Linked DNA regions of Homo sapiens: region 2 is linked to region 1. Evidence: read pairs that join two places in POLR2A ChIA-PET (ENCODE). Cell type or tissue: GM12878. All regions are shown on one strand. Links, peaks and the distances in the headings refer to the core of each region. The heading gives the core; the rest is flanking DNA.

Region 1 (2,904 bases), core at 234-2,733:
GTTCTCCCTTCATACTGAGTCTTCCTTGAGCTGAATCATGTCAGCTCCTAGAGCCTGGGGTGAGGCCTCTCAAATGGACAAAGAGGAATCCTTTGCAGGAGGAGCCTGCCTAGTCTCTTGAGGGCCCCTGTGAGAAAGGGGGCGAATTCCCACAGGAAGATGAAAGCCCCTTGCTCTGCAGTCACGTTTCCTAAGGTTAAACACGCTCAACCCCGACTAGCTGGAGGACCTTGGCCGACTCACTTTCCCTCTCTTGGCCTTCGTGTCTTCATCTGGAAAACAGGCACAGTATTCCCTGCCCTGCCTTTGTGCCTCCCTTCCTGTCTCCCTCTGTGGGCTGGTGTGAGGATCCAGAGTGGTAGTGGAGGAGAGGGAACCGGAAACTCACATGACACTTCCTGTCGAGAGCAAGAACGCACCTCTTCCCGGCTCCAGCACCTCGCACCTTTCAACACAGAATCAAAGACTGGGCTGGGTTACCTAGAGTTAATTGGAGGTAACTAGAGGAACAAGGACACATGGCTGAAAGGACTGTCACCTTCAGGAGGCCCTGGTCCCAAGCCTAGGGCTGCTACTTACAAGCTGGTGGCCTCGGTCAGGGCCCTTCTCCCTCTCTTCTCTTCACTTTCTCCTTCTGTAAAATGAGTAGGGAGTTGGAAAGGAGGAGTTTAGAATTCCTCTAAGAATATTCCAGCTTTAAAGTCAACGGGGACCCATTCAGAATAAAAAGGTCAGTGACGGATATCAGGCCCTTTGCCAACAGCAAGTTTGGGAACCCTGGGAAACCCGTGGTCCCTGGACATAGAGTTGAGGGAGTGAGGCAGTGACGATGAGCTTTGCCAATCTGAGAACCAGTGCCTTCTCAGTTTCTTGCCAGTTTTGCAGATGAGCAGTTGATTTACAGAGTTGGAGTGAGTTGCCTCAAGTCACAGAGCCAGGGTGAGAGATAGCATGGGCCCAGGTCTGCCCTGTTCTTCACAACATAATGTTGGAAGTAGAGGGAAAGGCAGGGAAAGGGGCTGCCGGTTACTGATCACCCCTGTGCACTGGGCTCTCTGCTTCCCCCAGGATCTCGTTTTATTCCCACAGCCACCTTGGGAGGTGGACTCCCTGAATGGAACCCCTGAGGGTGGCGGAGACAGTAGTCTGATTTCTGGTTGTTCCTGGATGGCTGTGTGTTGGGGGAAGCACGTGGCCAAGGCAGCCTGGGTAACCCCTAGTCCATGTGGGAGATGGTGACTGAGAGCGAGATTGCAGCCACGTGGAGATTGTGGGCAGCAGTGTGGCTGGGACAGCAGCTGCTCTCCCTATGCAAATGAGGCCCTCAGCACCCACCATCCAGCACTGAGCAAACACCCAGCAGAGAAACCCCCTCCTAAACCTCTCTGGGACCCTAGCCTGTGCCTTCTGACACCTTCACCGCAGCAGCTGCCTGTACTCTAAGCCCAGTCCCAGGCCACAGCAGTTCACAAGAACCATGCCCACCCCTTGGGGGAATTCCCGTGTCTGTCTGGAGACAAACTGCAGCCTAGGCAAGTCTGGCTGTAGAAGCTGACCCTAGAAGCCAGCCCTGCATTAAGAGCTGACTGTAGCATCCCCAGTGGCATGCCCGTATCACTTCCAGGGCCAGTCTGAGAACTGTCAGTGGGGCTGTAGATTGAGAACAAGTCTGGCCTCATCCACCCTCTGCAGATCCCAAGCATATCGCCTTTGGCCCCTCCCCTGCACATTTGCTCATGCTGTCCCCTTGGGATTACATTTCACCCCCCCTTACTCCCCCTGCTCTGTCGCCTTGGCAGAACCAGCCCCGCATCCCCTGCCCAGCACTGAGTGCCCCAGGCCTGGGTGCCGTCTATCATTACAGCCTGCTCATGTCCTTGGACTCCAGCTCCCCTCTAGGCTGGGCACTCCCTGGGCTGGGGCTGAGGAATTTGTGCCTGGCTTTGGATTGAGTGTGGTCTCATTTATTCCTTGCAACCTAGAAGACAGATATGCTTATTGTTCTAGCTTTATGGGTGAAGAAAGATACTCAGAGAGGTCAAGTCACTTGCTCAAGGTTGCACAGCTACCAAGTAGGAGAGCTGGGATAAGGAACTGGAGTTGCATGCAGAGTCTGTAATTGGGAATAGACTGGCCCTTATTCAGCCCTTTGTTCCCAGGCCTGACAAAGCCTAGGGTGATTAAGGACCAGCAAGCGTTGATGCATTCTTGTTCAACAATAAGATGGTGGATACTCTCCCTGTCTGTTCCCCAGGTATCCTGAAGGTGCACCCTGCCGCTGTGTGCACAGCCCACCTACCCCAACATGCACCCGTCAGGCCCTGGATGAGGGCATTTGCTCAGGAGATCCTTCCAGCAGTGTGGTGGGCTCAGGATGGTTATACCCATTTTATAGATAGGAAACTGGGTACTAGAGAGGTCTAATAAATGTCCCAGAATGACCCAGCAGGAAGTAGCTGACTACGACTCCAGCCCAGGGCTTGGGGCTCTGTGTCTGGTGCTCCTTCCTAGGCTGGCGGGATGAGGCCATGCTTGCCAAAGTCACCCGGGCTGCCTCTGGCCCAAAGTGACGGAGCAGTTGGTCAGCTAGTCCTCCACCCCGAGGCCTCTGAGAAGAGAGGAAACACCGGTCTGCGGGGGATTCCTCCGGCGGCGCCGCGCCCCTCAGCCACTTCCTCTGGACACTCTCGTTTTCTTTGTCACTTGTTTTAGTTTCTGCTTTTCTTCCCTCGTTCCTTTTTCTCAAGGCCACTTTCATTTCCGTCTGGCAGTGTCCCCCCAGCCCACCCCTACTCCTCTCTGCTCAGCTCCCACTGCCTGCTGCCACTTTGGGATCCCCAGAGGCCTTGCCTGCCTGGGCCACATTTCCCAGCTGGTAGGGGTCAGGCACAGGAAGGGGCTGCC
Region 2 (2,904 bases), core at 116-2,615, 87 kb after region 1:
GTGAGCCCCTAGGGGTCCTGGCCCCTGGCTGACACCCCAGTCTGCCGGGTCCCTCAAGAAGAACCGAGAGGATCATGTGGACACTGATGGGCTGCAGATTGATCTTCACCAACACACACCCAAATAGCTTTCCCTGTCGACGGGGTTAGTAAATTGAGAGAATTCAGTATTTATTCACTCACAGTCACCAATTATGTTCAAGGCTCTGTGAGTGACACGGATGCATCACACACATCCCAGTCCTGTCCTCAGAGATCAGATGGTTTGTCTGTGATGCCCACACACATTTGTATGTATTATATTGCACCCATACAAGGTAGAGAAGGTAAACACCACGACAAAGAGATCAAATCCTTAAATGAAAGATCATTCCTGGCCAGAGAGAGAGTAGAGTCATGGAGGGCTTTGTGGAGGAGGAGGCCTATGAGGTGGGCTCACCCAGGCTGGTGTGGGTTGGATTTAGCCACGTTAAAATGGAGAGAAATATTCCAGACAGAGACAACTGCAAAGAGGCATGAATGTGGAGCATGGCAGTTGGCAAGAGCGGGGCTTTGCAGGGGAGTGTTGATGCCGAGGCAGCCTGGCATATTTGTAAAGTGCAGACATTACTCTCTAAGGAGAACCACTGAAGGATTTGGGATTTGGGGCGAGGAGTGACTTGGTGAGAGCTGGCTATCAGGACAGTCTGTCTGGGTCTATGGATCGGTGGGCTGGGCAGGACAGTGCAGACGCTGTTGCTGTTGGTTCACACAAGAGAGGATGGGCAGTAGGGTCTGAGCCAGGGTGGGGGCAGGAAATCCTTGTCCATTCATTAACATGGATTGAGGCTTTGGGCCAGGCCCTGTTCTAAGCACTTTATGTGCACTACCTGATTGAGTCCTTCTCAAAGTCCAGCCAGGTAGGCGCCACTGTCATTCCCACTTTACAAATGATAGTTCACGGAGGCCCGGAGATGTCATGTCAATAACTCAGAGCATAGCTAGGAGGTGGAGGAGGCGGGATGCAAACCTAGTAGCCTGTGCTCTTAAATTCTCTTAAATCTCACCCTAAAAATGGCATCCCAAAGGGACTGAGCACACTAAGAGTGGACCTGCCAGGGTTGGGGGTGGCTCTGAGGGTTGACCCAGAGCTGCAGGTCCTCTTGCCGTAGCAACTGGCTCCTGTCACCCCCTGTAAGCAGTGTTGGGCCCCACAGGGCCTGCTCTGGTTCACCGACTCGAAACCAGAGCCCACATATAGGTGGTGACAATGTAAATAACTGATGCAATGGAAACTTTCTATGGAAAAAGGTACCCACTCAAACAGCCACAAAGTCCAAAAAAAGGAAGAACACCACAGCAGACCAAGTGGGCCCTGTGGCACACAATTTCCTTTGGCACAGCCTTTCTGTCTGGCTGAATCTCTGAACTGGTGGAGGTGGGGATGGGGTGGAAGATGGGGTAGCACTGGGCAGGAGTGGGGCAGGTTGAGATCTAGACCAGAAGCCTGGCTGGGTCCCCGGAGGACCCTGGGTCACCAGGCTTCCCCTCTTAGCTAAGGGGGCAGCTGTCGTGTGGGCAGAAAGCAATTCTGCCTCCAAAAACACACACCTGTTATCACAGTCTTCCTAGTAGGCATGAATTACTCCCTGCCCCTGTCCTACTGTGGGCCAGTGGTGGAGGTTCTGTAGTCCCCGGGATCTCCCGAGGCCTCCACCTGCTTTGCTGTGAATAAGTTGCAGCAATCTTGTTATGGGATCTGGTATCTTCTTATTTTAGAAGATGAAATAATCATAAACATAAGTAAAGCTAAAAGATCAGAAGTAACCAGAAGAGGAAGAGGGAGAAGGTGGATTTTTCTGGGAAGCCAACCGTACCATTTTGTTCTTACCCCAGCCCAGGGCGTGCACTCTTGCTCTTGTTTCAGAGGTGAGGAAACAGACTCACAGGTGGTCAAGGACTCGAAGAAGGCCACACAGTGTCTAAGACCAGTAATGTCCAGTTTTATTTAATGCCAGAGCCTTGGGCCCTCCTGCAGTGCAAGGCTGTCCACATCTCTCTGTTTTCAAAGCCTCAGTTTCCTCAGTTGTCAGATGGTGATGATGGAGCCTGACCGTAGCATTAGTATGACTGTGAAAAAATGCAGGGACAGCCTTTGCACGTGGAAGACACTCAACAAATGTTGGGTTCTTCCTCTACCTCTGGCTTCTGTGTCTACAACCCGGGGAGATTTAGAAGCCTTCTTGCGGGGAAGCAGCTCAGGTTTTGGGCTCCCTGGGAGAAAGGGCCAGAACCACTGATTTTCTTATCTATCTTCCCTGCTAGATCCATCACAGCCTGAGACATGGACAAGGTCTTCTTCACCTTTGCACCCTGGGGTCTAGCCCAGTGATGGAGAGTGTCTTGTCCAAGGTCACTTAGCTGGGTGCAGCTGGACCTCAAATGTGGGGCTGCCTCATGGGATTTCTATTGCACCCAGAGAGGGAACACGGTGTCTTCTCTGCTCCCCTGTGTAGAGTGCCTAGTTCCAGGGGGCTTTCTGTGACAGAGGGCTGCGAGGTGTGGCCTGATATAGCAGGAAGCGACCTCACTGCTCCTCCCACACCTACCTTCCCCCGCCCCCCAACCCCCGCCCCAGCAGCTCTCAGAACCTTCATCTCCAAGTGCAGCTCCTCCAGTCTCGTCTGTTCCTCCTCCCGCCACTCCGGTATTCTCCTCGACTCCTGGGCTGGGTGCTCCCCATATACACCAGCAACACCTCCCTTCCTTGTCCCTGCAGTGCCTGAAAACCATGAACTTTTCTTCTGCCAAATCCCAGTGTAGAGTTTATGAGACAGTATATTCCTACCTGCCACTAAATGGAATATGTTATCTTGTACTTGAAGTTCTTCTTTTTTGCTCCTTCATACAATGGAAAGTATCACCA

Evidence for each region. ChIA-PET counts read pairs that join two places held together with the same protein. Peaks named below come from ENCODE experiments on the same cell type or tissue, not always from the same donor. Only the 100,000 strongest peaks of a DNase experiment are listed, where the experiment ranks them.
Region 2: POLR2A ChIA-PET joins it to region 1 with 5 read pairs; 2 of 35 experiments call an interaction of 5 or more read pairs at or near these places.

What each region holds. Positions count from the first base shown.
Region 1 is chr1:41,727,350-41,730,253 of GRCh38, reverse strand. All of the region lies in intron 1 of HIVEP3 (HIVEP zinc finger 3), which reads left to right. Among named protein-coding and RNA genes, the nearest start is that of HIVEP3, 190 kb to the left of the region's middle. RefSeq lists an enhancer at 1,828-1,897. In GM12878, for the core only: no CTCF peak of the experiment used is centred there; DNase peaks (open chromatin) are centred at 1,343 and 2,733; H3K4me3 peaks cover 358 bases; H3K27ac peaks cover 2,067 bases.
Region 2 is chr1:41,639,977-41,642,880 of GRCh38, reverse strand. All of the region lies in intron 2 of HIVEP3 (HIVEP zinc finger 3), which reads left to right. Among named protein-coding and RNA genes, the nearest start is that of EDN2, 160 kb to the right of the region's middle. In GM12878, for the core only: no CTCF peak of the experiment used is centred there; a DNase peak (open chromatin) is centred at 1,240; H3K27ac peaks cover 231 bases.